2 separate regions of the Homo sapiens genome follow, and region 1 is linked to region 2. The links are chromatin contacts, found by Hi-C or POLR2A ChIA-PET in ENCODE. All regions are on one chromosome and are shown on one strand. Each heading gives the region's core, a stretch centred on a gene start or an enhancer-like site at or near the end of the contact. The rest is flanking DNA. Distances are from core to core; before and after follow the strand shown. Region 1 has its middle 100 kb from the start of FAM76B. Region 2 has its middle 150 kb from the start of FAM76B.

What was found. A loop is a pair of places that touch in the nucleus more often than their neighbours do. ChIA-PET counts read pairs that join two places held with the same protein, here RNA polymerase II (POLR2A). Pooled maps may share reads with other maps.
Region 1: a map of naive thymus-derived CD4-positive, alpha-beta T cell shows a loop between it and region 2 (6-fold over the local background). The contact joins two enhancer-like sites. A Hi-C loop is called at or near these places in 12 of 168 maps with a recorded cell type or tissue (B cell, CD4-positive, alpha-beta T cell, CD4-positive, alpha-beta memory T cell and 7 more), 7 of 37 single-sample maps with no recorded cell type and 16 of 50 pooled maps. POLR2A ChIA-PET finds 5 or more read pairs at or near these places in 5 of 52 experiments (BJ, CD4-positive, alpha-beta T cell, CD4-positive, alpha-beta memory T cell and 2 more).

The regions. Positions count from the first base shown.
Region 1 is chr11:95,684,458-95,691,844 of GRCh38, reverse strand. No RefSeq gene overlaps it. Among named protein-coding and RNA genes, the nearest start is that of FAM76B, 100 kb to the left of the region's middle. Within about 2 kb of position 3,629, at least 2 of the 41 ENCODE cell types and tissues checked have a DNase peak (open chromatin) inside an H3K27ac peak, as active enhancers do.
Region 2 is chr11:95,640,128-95,646,686 of GRCh38, reverse strand. No RefSeq gene overlaps it. Among named protein-coding and RNA genes, the nearest start is that of FAM76B, 150 kb to the left of the region's middle. Within about 2 kb of position 4,951, at least 5 of the 41 ENCODE cell types and tissues checked have a DNase peak (open chromatin) inside an H3K27ac peak, as active enhancers do.

The DNA of each region.
Region 1 (7,387 bases), core at 2,380-4,879, 46 kb before region 2:
AGCATCAAGTACCACAAAGGTCAAGTAATAGAAAACGTTTAGAATGCCCATTGGAACTGGGAACTAAAGAAAGTCACTGACATTTTGGGGGAAAGTATAAGCAATGAAAGAGATGAAGTAGATACTGAATGTCAAATAGTATGTCTGTAAAGGAGAAATGAGATGGTAGCTCATGGAAGAGAGGAGCTTGAGGTTAAAACAAGGGATCTTTTTTTTAGTGGTGTAAAATGTCCATTTATTTTCTCACAGATCTGTATATTACTCAACTGTGTTCTCTGCTGGGGGTCTCTCAAGGCTGAAATCAGGGTGTTAGACTGGCTCTTATATGCAGGATCTGGGGAAGACTACATTTCCAGGTTCTTTCAGGTTGTCATAATTCAGTTCCTCATAGTTTCTCATGTTTACAGGACTGAGGTTCCTGTTTGCTGGTTGAGCCCACCCTACAGAGGCCACATGAATTCTTCATTCTGCAGACTCCTCCATCTTCAAAGCCACAGCGTGTTGAATCCCTTTTATGCTTCACATCTCTCTGACTTGCTCTTTTAGCTTTAATAATTAAAAAACACCTCCAAATTGTGATTTCACATAAAATTCGCCATTCTAACCGCTTTTCAGTGTGCAGTTCAGAAGTGTTAAGTATATTCATGTTCTTGTGCAACCAATCTCCAGAACTTTCTCATGTTGCAAAACTGAACCTCTGTTACCTGTGAATAACAATTCCTCGTTTCTTTCTCCTCCCAGCCCCTGACAACCGTCATTCTACTTTCTGTTTCTAGGAGTTTGACTACTCTAGGTACCTCATCTAAGTGGAATCATACAGCATTTGTCATTTTGTGATTTGTTTATTTCACTTAATATGATATCCTCCTGGTTCATCCATGTTGTAGCATGTGTCACAGTTTCCTGGGGAGGGGAATTTTTAAGATGGAAAATATGAAAAAAAAAATGGACAGAGCAGGCCACAGGAAAGGAACCAGCCCATGCGTTGAGATTAGAGAGGTCCTACTTGAAATCCTACTATCTGAGAGTCATTTATTTGATCTTCAAGATCTGTTGCCTCTTCAGTCTCCCAGGTAAAAAGCAAATATATCTCGAGATGAGTAAACTTTTAACATCCAAGGGTTGACTAGGTGGCTGTTGGTTGAAATAAAGACAGATAGGTTCCTCAAAAGGGAAAATAAAGAGTGCAAGTGGTGGATGAAGAAGAGGTGAAGACTGGTGAAAGAGTCAGTAGGTCAGACTGTTGTTGGAAACAATCCTTCTTAAGAACTCTGTGGATGTCATCTAGCTTGTCTTAGAATGCAAGTTATCTTCTCACTTAAGAATACTTGCAACTTCATTCTGTTTGGTGTAGGTGCCTATTCTGTTTGCATTTAAGAAGACCCTGGTAACAAAGGAAGAGAGCTTATAAAGACCCCATTTAGAGGGAAATCAGATGGAGACTAAGTACTTTAATGGAGAATTAATACTAAGATAGGATCAGTTAAACTCCAGATTTCAAACACAGTCTTTCCCGGTTTCCCATTACGCAATCTTGCCCAGCTTCCCATTCCAGTTTCCCAATGCGAAACTGGGAAAGACTGTGTTTGAAATCTGGGGTTGGGCTTTGCAAGGGGTGTGCCCTCAGGGGTCTTATGAGATACTCTACATATCTTCAGCTATGAACCCCTTCTTTGACCTCTTGTACAGTCAGCTTCTTGACATCTCTGTTTAGATGATGAATAGGAATCTCCAAGTCAACATTTCCAATACTTCACTTGATTTCCCATCCCTCTCCCAAATCTATTCTCTCCTAGTCTTCCTGAATTCAGAAAATGTCACTAGCATAACAATCCAGTCCCATTTTTTTTCGTGCAATTTATGAGCACATGCTGGCTGTTCTATCATGAAAGACATTTACTTCCTCCCATCTTCGTGGACTACCTAGTCCAGGCATTGTAATTTCTCACCTGAACTACTGCAGTTGCCCCTAACTGGTCTTTCTGCTCCATTTTTGCCAATATGTAATCAGCTCTCTAAACAGCAGCCTCAAAATTCTTTAATGTCTTTTCACTGCAGTTGGGATAAAATTAAAATTCTCTACCACAGGTGCTGGGCCCTAATAGCATCTCTGACCTCATCAACTGTTTTCTCTTCCCTTATCCCTTTCCAGCTGCATCTGCCTCCTTTCCATTCCTCATCCCCACCAATTTTGTTCTCATCTTAAGGCTCTTCTGGGACTCTTCCTCCAAATCCTGTCATTGCTGTCTCATTAACATTCTAATCTCAGCTCAAATGTTTCCTCCTCAGAAAGCTGTCCCTGACCACCCAATCTAAAGAAATCTTTCACCTGACTCACTCTATGCTATGCCACCCTTTTAAATTTTTCTTCATGAGTGTTTTCACTATCTAGAATAATCATTTTTATTTGTATGTTTTTCATTATATCTCTCTCATTAAAGTAAAAACTCTAAGGACAAAATGTTGCATCTATCTCATTTCTGTATTCTCAGAATGTAGAACAGTGTCTGGTACAAAGTAGATGCTCAATAAATGTGTTGACTGCATAAGTGAATCCTTTCCAAACAGGTTGGTTGAAAATTGCTGGTGGATAAGCAGATGGCAAGCAGGGAGCCCTATTCTGAGAGTGGATTTCTGCTCTTGTGAAAAGATGAAACAAGAACACATTATTCAACGAATTAACAAAAACAGTTCTGGACTCTTCCGGTTACAGGGCAAGTGTTTTTGAAGGTGAAAACAATGTGGTCTTGATCTCTTTTCCTGGCTTTGCAAAGAACAAGGAAGATGAAATCAGTGATTTCAAAATGAGTCACTGGAAACAAGTGTTTTTCAAAGAACACACCTTGAAGTTTAAACCAGGTGACGATGAGGGAGGAAGAAAAACATGATGGTATTTTAGACCTCGTAAACTTTTCAGCAGTTCAGAGGAGGTTTGTCAATTCAAATATGTACATGAAACCATGGGCTATCGTACCCTCAAGGAATGAGTGATTCTGGGTATCTGTGGATGGCTGTTTTCCTGATAACTGATGGTTAACTTGTAATTGCTGTAACTGATTTTTTTTAATGGAAAACATTCTAAAAATTTTCCCTTGATTAAGGGAGGCAGTGGAATAAACATGGGCTGCAGGGCAGGATAGACGTAGGCTATGTCCAAGTTCTGCAACTAAAAAATTCTATGACGTTGGCACTTACCCACACTGAGATACAGGTTCTTTATCTGAAAGATGGGACTAATGATAGCTCATTGAAGGGTTGTGTGGATGACATAAAACAGTGATTGTAAAAATGTCACTATACTAAATAGAAATTTCAGACATGGTAAATATTATTGAAGCTACTAGAAAAATATGCGCTTTAAAGATATTGATCAACATATATCCTTTTCTAATGCCTCATTGTCAATATTATGAACAGATAAAATCTGTAACGTCTTGTTAAAATAGCTATAGATCCATGTGATGTAAAATATGAGCTCAAATATGTGTCAGTACCACTAGCAACATTAAAATTGTGCTTTTCTGGAAACACCTCTGATGTCAGATTGTTTCTACCCATTTGCCTTTCTGTCATGACAGTTAAGTGAGATGTGGTGAAATTCATGACTTCCAGGTCAGCTTTACATGGCCACTTTCATGCAAAATCAATTAGTCAACTAAAGACTGTCTTTCAGAAGTAGATTTGTGATCCTCCAAAAAGCCTCTCTTGTCTGTGTTGATGCACTCCTTGGCAGGATGTAAGGTAGTGTTTTCTAGGTTTCTTCCATGGACCCAGTGGAAAAGGATTCTGTGATAAAATACTTTTGGGAGTTAGATTGTCAATGCACGGTGACAACTTCAAGACTCTGAAATGTCATAAAGCAAGACAAAATATTTAATTTGGAACTAATATTTCTTAAACAATTAGAGTACAATTTTTCTTTAACATAACACCTGTTCACAGGAAATTCACTTGCTACAGAACACATTTGAAGTAACACTGCTGTAAGAAAATGTTATGTTTCTTAAGAAAATAAAACCAAGAACTTTAAGGTCGTCCTTGGAAGGAGAGGCTCTTGTAGAGAAGGAAGAGACATCATTCTGACCCTGAAGTTTTATCACTTTCCAAGGTAGGAAAATGCCATATCGTATAGGGCATTGCATACTATACATTCCCTGGGGAGCATTTTGAAAATGTGGGGGCACTTTTGTCTTCTAGCATGATCATACTTGAGCATTTACTTATGAAAGACCATTATCATCAACTATTTTCCTTTTATTTTTTCTTTTATAATATAGTTTAATACTTATATTGATTTCTTCTTATGTGCAGATAGGTTATATTATTTTTGAATTTTATTTTAGTATAGCAAAGGGATGATCACAAAATATTCGTTCTAAGAAGGTGTTGTTCGTGTAGCAGGGGTGGGAATTACTCATTTAGGGGTTTCTTGCTTATTTCTACTGTCACCCTCACACAGGTATGCCAGTGTCAGGAGGCTCTTGTCCTTCTTTTAATTTTGTCCCTGGCAAAACAAAACAAAATTTTGCTAACTGCTCAAGGAGAAAAGCAGGGAAATAAATATGGAGAGTTGGAAGAAATCACAGTAGGAAGAATCTAAACAGTTTGGCCCACAAGATGTGACTTTCTGCAGCATCTTACAGAATCTGTCCCAGCCCCTGTGTGTCCCAGAGATAAAGAAATGATTTATTTGAATCTCCAACTTTCTAGTACTTGGCTTATTTCCATGAGTTGATTATTAATTTTTGAATGTATCATCCAAGAAACACTTTCTTAGAAATTGACATCCTCCAAAGCTCAGGTCAGGAACATGAGACAGTTTTACTTTTCCCCTTGTATTTATTAGAATTGGGTTCAGTGTCTTGTGGAAGAAAACCCAAATATGGCAGCTTAAATCAGAACTTTTTGTTGTCTCATGTAAAAACTGGAGATCAGCATCCAAGAGGGATATGAACAAGTTTCCTCCAGTTTTCTTCTCTGCCATCCCTTGGGGGTGTTGTATATGGTCCAAGATGCTTGTTGAAGCTCCGGTTATTATCCATATCAGTTAAGAGAAAGAAGAAAAGAAAGGAGAAAATCATGCCTTTTCCCTTTTTAAACACTGTTCCAAAGTTGTACACACTACTTCTTTGGCCAGAACTTGGTTGTAAGGTTGCACATATCTGCAAAGACGACTAGGAAATGTAATCATCATTCCAGGAACCCACAAGCCCAGCTGAGATTAGTGGGTTCCATAATAGTTGGGATAAAATTTCACCCCCATTTTCCAAAGTAGCCTCATTTATTCTGGATTCCATATTTCCAGATTTGCCTGTTACTTATATAACTGACTTTAGAATTGACTTCAGATACTTCGGGTGTCCCTTTTATAGGTGCAATAGTTACGCAATAACTTATTTTAATATAATAGGAGCATTTATATGATAGAAAATGTTTCTGTACTTTAATGGTGTATGAGATGTATTCTCATGTGAGTACAACTTACTCTTCCTCTGATTTCTCCACCACCGACAGTGAAAACATCTTCAAAATACTCATCTTCTACTTGCAGTTTTTCTTATGAGATGTGAATTAATAATTCTTTTTCCAACTATATTTAGCCTTTTGATGCCAAACCTTGGTATGAAACATCAGAATTAGCCCTGATAAAAATGTACATGATTCAGTCAGCTTCAATTATTCATAAAACATTATAATTTTCCATTGAGCATTGAACCAGAAATGGGATAATTATGATGTTATATGGCTGAACACATAAAAAAAGTAGTGTACATTTTTCAGTTTATGGAAGATGCATCTTTACTATATGTCTGCATGCTCAGATAAATTGTTGTAGCTTCCTCTTCTGAGCATCAGTGTCACAGAGAGTAGATAAGCAATATTGTCTGGATGGACTTGGATTTGTCAGTGTTCCCTGGCTTCTCAATGTAAACTTTATATCCTCAAGTTCTCCAACCTTTAAGGCCACACTTACTCTGAATAATAATACTAATGATAATAATAATAATAATAATAATAACAATATGGGCATCCTTTCCACATGTACAGAAAATGTAGTATCTTCTCATAACCTATCCCCACATATTCCTGAGAATCCCCAAGGAACACTCACGTGCCCCACAAATCTATCCTGGTTTTGGCTTCTCCCTTCAGCTTGTTATTTTGTCCCAGATGACTTATCTGTGCCTGGGCACCTCTTGCTGTTTTGTAACCAACTTCTCATGGCTTCTGCTGATTTCCTTGCACTGATTTCTCTCATCGCAGAAACAGGCCCCTCTCTTAATTCCCAGAAAGCATTGCCTGGGCTGGAATAGTTAACTAAAGTGGCCAATGACTTGGGAAATACAAAGAAAAGACAGAAAGGAAAAGCTTACTCTTTTCCACCATGTATTGCTACTCCTGGAGCCCCTAGCCCCTAGCTTATTGCCCCCACAGAAGGAAATGCCCTCCCCTCACTTTCTCAACAGGCCTTTGGGAGGTCTTTCTTTCTCAAAACAGTGACTGCTCATACTCCCCTCTGCCCTGCCCCTCCCCAAGGGCAACAAACAAGCAAAAATACAGCATTCCAGTTCTAGATAGAGCAACTGGGTACATATAATATGTTTTCTCTTTTAAGATTTTCAAATACATTTTAGATTTGTACACTTTGGCTTCCATTTAAAAAATGCAGTTAAAGTCAAGGAGTGGCTTCACTGAGATGCCAAGCTTTTTTGTTTTTCTCCAATACGGTGCCAGCAAAGTTACTGTTATGGCTCAGTTTTGTCATTTAGTTTTGCCTTGATGCAGTGAACAGGGAACACCCCCACAGACTGCTAAGCTGTGTACCAGGTGTTGTGCCTTTGATGAGGCCCAGGAATGTTTCAAGGAGTGTGCGGTATAGGGCAGGTGACTGTTGGCTTCTCCTATTTTCCCACCACATGTGGGCACACATCTGCTGTGTCCTGCTGGCACTCTCCTTGGGCTCCCATTGCCTTGGCCTCATTTCTTAGCTCTTTTCCCCTGGCAAGCCTCTTCCACAGTGTGGGGGTGTCTGCTGCTCACCAAGCTGGTATCACATCTAAACTCCATCTTTACCACTGCCTCCACATTTACTCATATTTGTCATTCTCTCTCTCTCTTTTTTTCCTAATTTCCTAATTAGCCGCTCACATTTCCTGTTATTTTACTCATGTTTCTTGGATAATGAGATGTATAGGTATTGCCATCCAATGAGAGTTTTTATTCCATTTCATAGCCATGGGATGACTTAGATCCTCAGCATTTCTGACTCTTTCATTTGATGTGGGCTGTTTTCAGAAATTGCTTCTCTACCACTGAGAGATTTTTGCTTTGTTTCATTCAAATATTTCAGCCATTTTTTGAACCTGGAGCTGTTCCAGAAGTCTAA
Region 2 (6,559 bases), core at 3,702-6,201:
AACGATCAATGAATTTATGATGAGAATATAAGTATATTAAGCAGATAAAGAGCTCTTGGTTGCTGATTAGTGCATTCCCTCCCTATAGTCATTTGTGATAAGAATGTTACATGGTGGACATGTAATCAGAATCAGGAGAGTTAGATAAGTTGCCTGTCTAGTTAGATCAGAACATGATGGACTGAGGCAGCCATCTGTTTTCAGGGGTGCACACTTGGCACAGAGACCTAATACTCTTCACAAACCAAGGGGCCCTCTCTTCTAGACAGGGGTTGAGTGAGCACAGCCAAATTTGCTTCTGTGTCATCTTTTTTTTAAAATATTTTCTTTTCTGAACAGTCCCTTTCTGATTGGTGTATGTTTCTCTGAATATGCTTATACTCTAAATCTGCTTATAACTAGTGCTTGCCAGCCTGTGTCTTAGTTTTTAAAGCAAACTTATATAAACCAGCTTTGAGACAGTGTGTTCATTTTATTTTTCTCTCAGAAGGTAATTGCCTTAGTTCATGTTTGCTGTTATAACAGAATACCTGGGACTGGGTGATTTATAATAAGCAGAATTGTATTGCTTACAATTCTGGAGGCTGGAAAGTCCAAGATCAAGTGGCCAGCATCTTGTGAGGACCTTCTTGCTGTATCATCCCATGGTAAAAGGCAGAAGGGCTGAGAGAGAAAGAGAGAGAGAGAGAGAGAAAGCAAAAAGGACTCAAACTCTCCCTTTTATAATGAACCCACTCCTGCAATAACAGTATTAATCCATTCACTGTGCCCTCATGGCCTAACCAACTCCCGTTAGGCCCCATCTCCCAGCACTGTTGAATTGGGGATTAAGTTTCCAACACACGCTTTTGGGGGACACATTCAAACTATAGGAGTAATTTTGTTAATTTTTTTTTTTCAAGTTCTTGGCATCCCACTGTTGCTTCAATGTACCACTTGTTTCTTTCTTTTACTTTATTCAAAAGAGATAAAACTATCCTTGAAATTCTGGAGAGCTTTGGCACCTCCAGAATTTCCATTTATGAAGGGCTTGGGGGCTATGATCTAGTGGGAATTGGGGGTGGGTAGAGTACTACTCCAAAGCTGATTTTGGGGAAAGGCACACTGCTTTATGTGGAAAGTGTATTTATTTGGCAGTAGCTTGAAGCTGTGTTTACATAGTAATCATGTTTTTACTTGAGTTAGATGTTTATTTAGAGTTGATTTGGGTTATGGGGCTGATGAAGATTATAGGCATTTCTGCCTTCCTAAGCCATCCCTTTGTTGCCAGTGTGTGATTTTGCTTTTTAACCTGGATCATAGATTGGCTTTGCAATATTCCTGGAGATGGAATTAATTAATTGGCTCTCTCCCAGCCATCTCAAATTACTTGTTTAACTTTTTTGGTTTACAGATATTTATTTGCACCTGTGTGTATTTTGTGTCCTAGTTTTGCAAATCTGCAAATTACCAACTTTGTCAGCAAATGGACAACTTTCTTCTGAAGCTATCCCCTTTGCCAGAGAGTAAACACGCTTTTCTCTCTCCATTTGCCCAATTTGACTTTAATCCCAGGAAATGTAGATAAAACCTGTGTGGGCTTTCTGGTATCTCTCAATTAACTCTTGGTAACTGCAAGCAATCCCTTGTGGCCCAGGTTTATCCTTGAATTCTGATAACAAGATCAAATGAGAAGAGGAATGCCATGAGGAAGTGACTAAAAATTACAAGGGTGTGTGTGCATGTGTAGTTTTGGACGTATATATGTTCCTTTTAATTATACTTAGAAGTCAATATGAATTATATTGTCAGTTGCTTGAGTGACTCATGGCCTTTTCTCAATTCATCAATATAGTGCATAAGTTACTATTGCTCTTGTTACAAATTATTACAAATTTAGTGGCTTAAAATAACATATTTATTATCTAACAGTTCTGAAGGTCTGAAATCCAAAATAGGTCTCATTAGGCTAAAAGCAAGATGCTAGCAAGACTGTGTTCCTTTTGGAGGCTCCAAAGGGCAAATTCATTTTCTTGCCTTTTCTATCTTCTAGAGGCTTCCCATAGTCCTTGGCTCATGACCCTCTTTCTCCACCTTCAAAACCAGCAATGTTGGGCTGAATCCTTCTAATGTTGCTGTCTCTCTTGTTCTCTTCTATCGTCCTCTTCTCCTTTTAAGGACTCTTGTGATTACATTGGGTTTGCCTAGATAATCTAGGATAATGCCACTATTTTAAAGTCAGCTGATTAGCAACCTTAATTGCTTCTGCAACTTTAATTATCACTTTCCTTCTAACCCTCCATACTGACATGTTTCAGAAATTATAGCACAGACATCAGCCATCTTTTGGAGGTGGAGGGTACTATTGTATCTACCACACGTGAAATGTCAAAACAATCTCTAAACATTTCAGTGTTAGTACCCCTGCTTCCACATTCTTTAACCTAAATGTATATCAATGTTTTTGTATGTGTGAAGAGCCTATGAATGTGTGATATGTTTTCATAAATACTCTCATTGAAATTCTTTCCTGCTGTTGTAAGTGCCATAGTAATGTGACTTCTCATCAAAGGCAACCCTTTTCAGTGTTTGATTTGAGTGTCACTGAAAATGCTCCTTGTCCTTTTTTATATTTCTCCCTTGTAGGCCTGCCACAAGTACATAGAATTTCTAGCATTACTTCTTTGGGTTAGAAAACTGTGTCTTCAGTTGACCCTTTCAAAATTCAACTATGAAACTTGGTAGCATATAAACCTACTGCCACAGTTAAAACCTTGGTATTTATTAATGTGTCAGAAAAATTAGATGGCTACCTGATAGGATGCAGGGCAGGTAAATTTGGAGCTTGGGAAGTTGGAAAGACATAGATGTGCAAGGCTATTGCATTACAGAATGATGTTTATGGTTGGTACGGCCTTGGGGAGAACTATTGATTCATAAATTCAACAAATAGTGCTTACTCTGTGTAGTAACTGTGCAACATATTGGAGTTTTAAAAGTCAACAAAGTATCTAGTTGCTTCCCTCTCAGACATTAATTTATGGGCACTCATTGGGATACAATGAAAATACATTTATTTTTCCTGGGCTTAAGCCCTTGTTCCTTCATTAAGTATGAGGTTTTTCCACAGTTGCATAGAACTTTGCATGCAGTAGTTGTAGGCTTACCACATATCGTCATGGACTGCTGACTTGTGTAGCACGAGTGACACAGTATAAGTGCACCTCGACTTTTATCAGGAACATCTTACATTAGTGTTGTGTAAGCTGTACACATTATTATTATTCTGTTGCTGCTATTTTATTCTGCACACTACTTTTATTGATATGTAGATAATCCTTTGTCATAGGAGGTTGTGTGGTTGTGCTATGCATTACAGGACGGTCTCTGTCTACTAGATGCCAGTACACCCTCTAGTTGTGAGATTCAAAAATGTCTCCAGAAGTAGCCAAATGTCCTCTGGGAGGCAAAATCAATCCTAGTTGAGAAACAGTAATGTGTAGCATACAAATAGAAATATGCATAAATCTCAAGTGTGCAGCTTGACTAATTTTTATGAATACACGTCACATTCAATTCAAGAAAAAGGACATTACTAGCATCTAAGATCCTCTCCTTTTAACTCCTGTTATTTTCCAACCAAGGATAACCACTGTTCAGACTTCTAATACCATAGTTTTGCCTGTTTTTAGACTTGAAGTGAATGTAAATATGTGGTACAGACTCTTTTGTGTCTGTGAGGGTCATTCCTTGTGCTGTATGTTGTAATGGGTTTGTTCATTTTCATTCCTTCATACTATTCTACCATAGTCATACCACTATATATTTATCCCTTCTTCTCTTGAGAAACATTTGAATTGTTTTCAAATTTTAGCTATTATGAATAATGCTGCTATGAAGATTTATGTACATGTTTTTTGGTTCAAATCTGTTGCATATCAAAATGAAGTTGCTGAGATTTGAGTCCGTGTATTTCCAGCTTTAGTAGACACTGTCAAGGTTTTCCAAAGTTGTTCTAACAATTTTATTTCCAGGAGCAGTATTTGGGTCCACTGATCCATCATTGCCACATTGCCAATTACTTGGTGTTGTCTATTTTTGTTGTTTTCAAAAATTTGGCCATTCGGGTACATATGTAGTCTTACGGCATTGTGGGTTTTGTTTGCATTTCTCAGATGATAATTGAGATTCAGCATGTTTTCATACAATTATTAGCCATTTTCATGTTTTCCTTGTGAAAGGGTATTTTTTTTTGTCTATTTTTGTGATTGGGTAGAAAAATGATACCATCAGCTCATGTGATTATCAATCTCTTTGGCATTTTTATCTCTAAGCTTAAAATAATTTTAAAAATACACTGATTTTGTTCATCTCTCTCTTGTGAGCTTCAGCAGTACAACTCCATTCACCAGTCAGAGCTCTCCTGGATGAACTGATCGAATGGAAGCCACAAACTAGCCAAACTAAGGACATGCCTGTAGGCCTGACAGTCCTGCCAAGGAAGGTCTTGGCTGAGACAAAGTTGTAATCCTTCCTCCTCTCTCTCTTCCTTTTAGCTACAAAATCAACAGATAAATAAACATTTCTAGAATTTTCTGTCCTGGTACCATAGCTTAATACATGTTGGCCATTGGCATAAATGTTTTCCAAGATGTTTATTTATCAGATTACTTTATGAACTAATTTGCTGCTTGAAATGACTACCTAGTGAAGTAAGAATTTAATTTTAGGGAGTCTCACAGATAATAGATAAAAGGCATAGTCTTCTGTTCTTTTCCTTCATGCCATTGGTAAGAGCTGTAAGACCAGTATTTTCCTTCCTCATTGGTTTTTGGCCACCTTTGCTGGTGCAACATCACATGCAATATAAAGCCTAAATCACCTTTCTTACTCTCAGGCTTCCTCACGAAACCAAAGCCTACTTGTGCAATGTTTCATTTTTACTTTCATGCACCACATCCTCCTCCTGCCCTTATTACATAACTGTTGAGAGCCCTATGTACTCGTTCCACCTCAGGCTATGTCATCACCTCAAGCCTTGGATGCTGTCCATGTTTGGATGGGCAACCTCCAAGGTGCATTTCATCTGCCCATGCTGTGCTTAGTGCCGCCAAATGTAGGGCCCCTGCCAGTGATGCATACTTAGGCTAATGGCCTATGGGCTTCTGGGAAACAAAAGGGCAGGTAATGGAGGGCAGCCATCAGAAATTGGCAGGAAACAAGGCTCTTTTTGAGCAAAACCTTTAAGAAGAACATGAATCAAATAGAATCTCAGAGGCTCTGGAAATATGATTGTGTTCTCATTTATATCTCTCAAGTAGAAAGAAATTGAAATAGATGGCTGGGATCCCAAATTTCCAAGTCCTTGACCTCCACTGTTGAAGGAACAGGAGGAAGAGATAATAGCAGGGACACACAGGGCAAATGCGCTCTGTTGCCCTTTATAAAACTTTAGTTTCAAACCTTATGTTCTGAAACAATAACAAATAGGCCAATTTTTCCTTCTATAGAGCAGTGCTTTTTGAATTTAAAGTTGGTGATTATGACTTCCTTGAGTTGTCTAATGAACATTTGAAAGTTGAATTGGGAATAAATTCGGAGATTCTTTGACCAATCAGTGAAATGTATGAGGCATGTATTAATAGTAAATTCCTCACATTATGTGCTTAGGGGTAGAAAAAATAATAACAGCCAACACGTGTATAGTGCTTACTTTGTGCCAAGCACTGTTCTAAAGGCTTAATCCTCAAAACAACCCTTTGCTGTATGTACTCTTATGATCCCATTATACAGATGAGAAAGATAAGGCTTAGAGGGGGTAAGTAGCAAAACCCAAGGTTACATGCTGAAGGAGTCACAGAGCTAGGATTCATATCCAGGCACTCTGGCTCCCTAGTCTATGTTCTCAGCCCAATAAACAATAAACTAATGCTGCCTACCTAAAAAGAAGTAATAGATTTCTTCTTTGAGAATATTGCAAATGAGATAATATTAACTATACATAATACATGTAGCTATGTCCTAAGAGAGATAATGGTCTGGGCTAAAATGGATAAAGAAGATGAAATACGAAGGAGCCAAGCCTCAGAAATTATGCAGAATTTCAATAGGTGCAGAGGAAGGTGAAGGTTTAGGATGTTTGTGGACCTTTAGCATCCCTACCCCCAGTAATTGCCAGTAGGAATCATCAAGCTTGTTGACTACCAAAAGCTTCTCTACATGTTTACAAAAGCTCCTCACTGAGAATAGCTGAGCTATAGGTACAGTGGTTGGAACAGTGGTACTCATGTGCATCAGGATTACCTGGAGCTCTTGTTAAAATTCAGACTGCTGGCCCTCACTTCCAGATTTTCTGATTTAGTAGGTCTAGGATGACGTCCAAGAATTTATATTTCTGACAGATTTCTAGGTGATGCTGTTGGGAACAGGCCCCCAAATCTGGCCATAAACTGGCTCCAAAACTGGCCATAAACAAAATCTCTGCCACATTGTGACATGCTCGTGATGGCCTTGATGCCCACGCTGGAAGGTTGTGGGTTTACTGAGGGCAAGGAACACCTGGCCCCACCAAGGGCGGAAA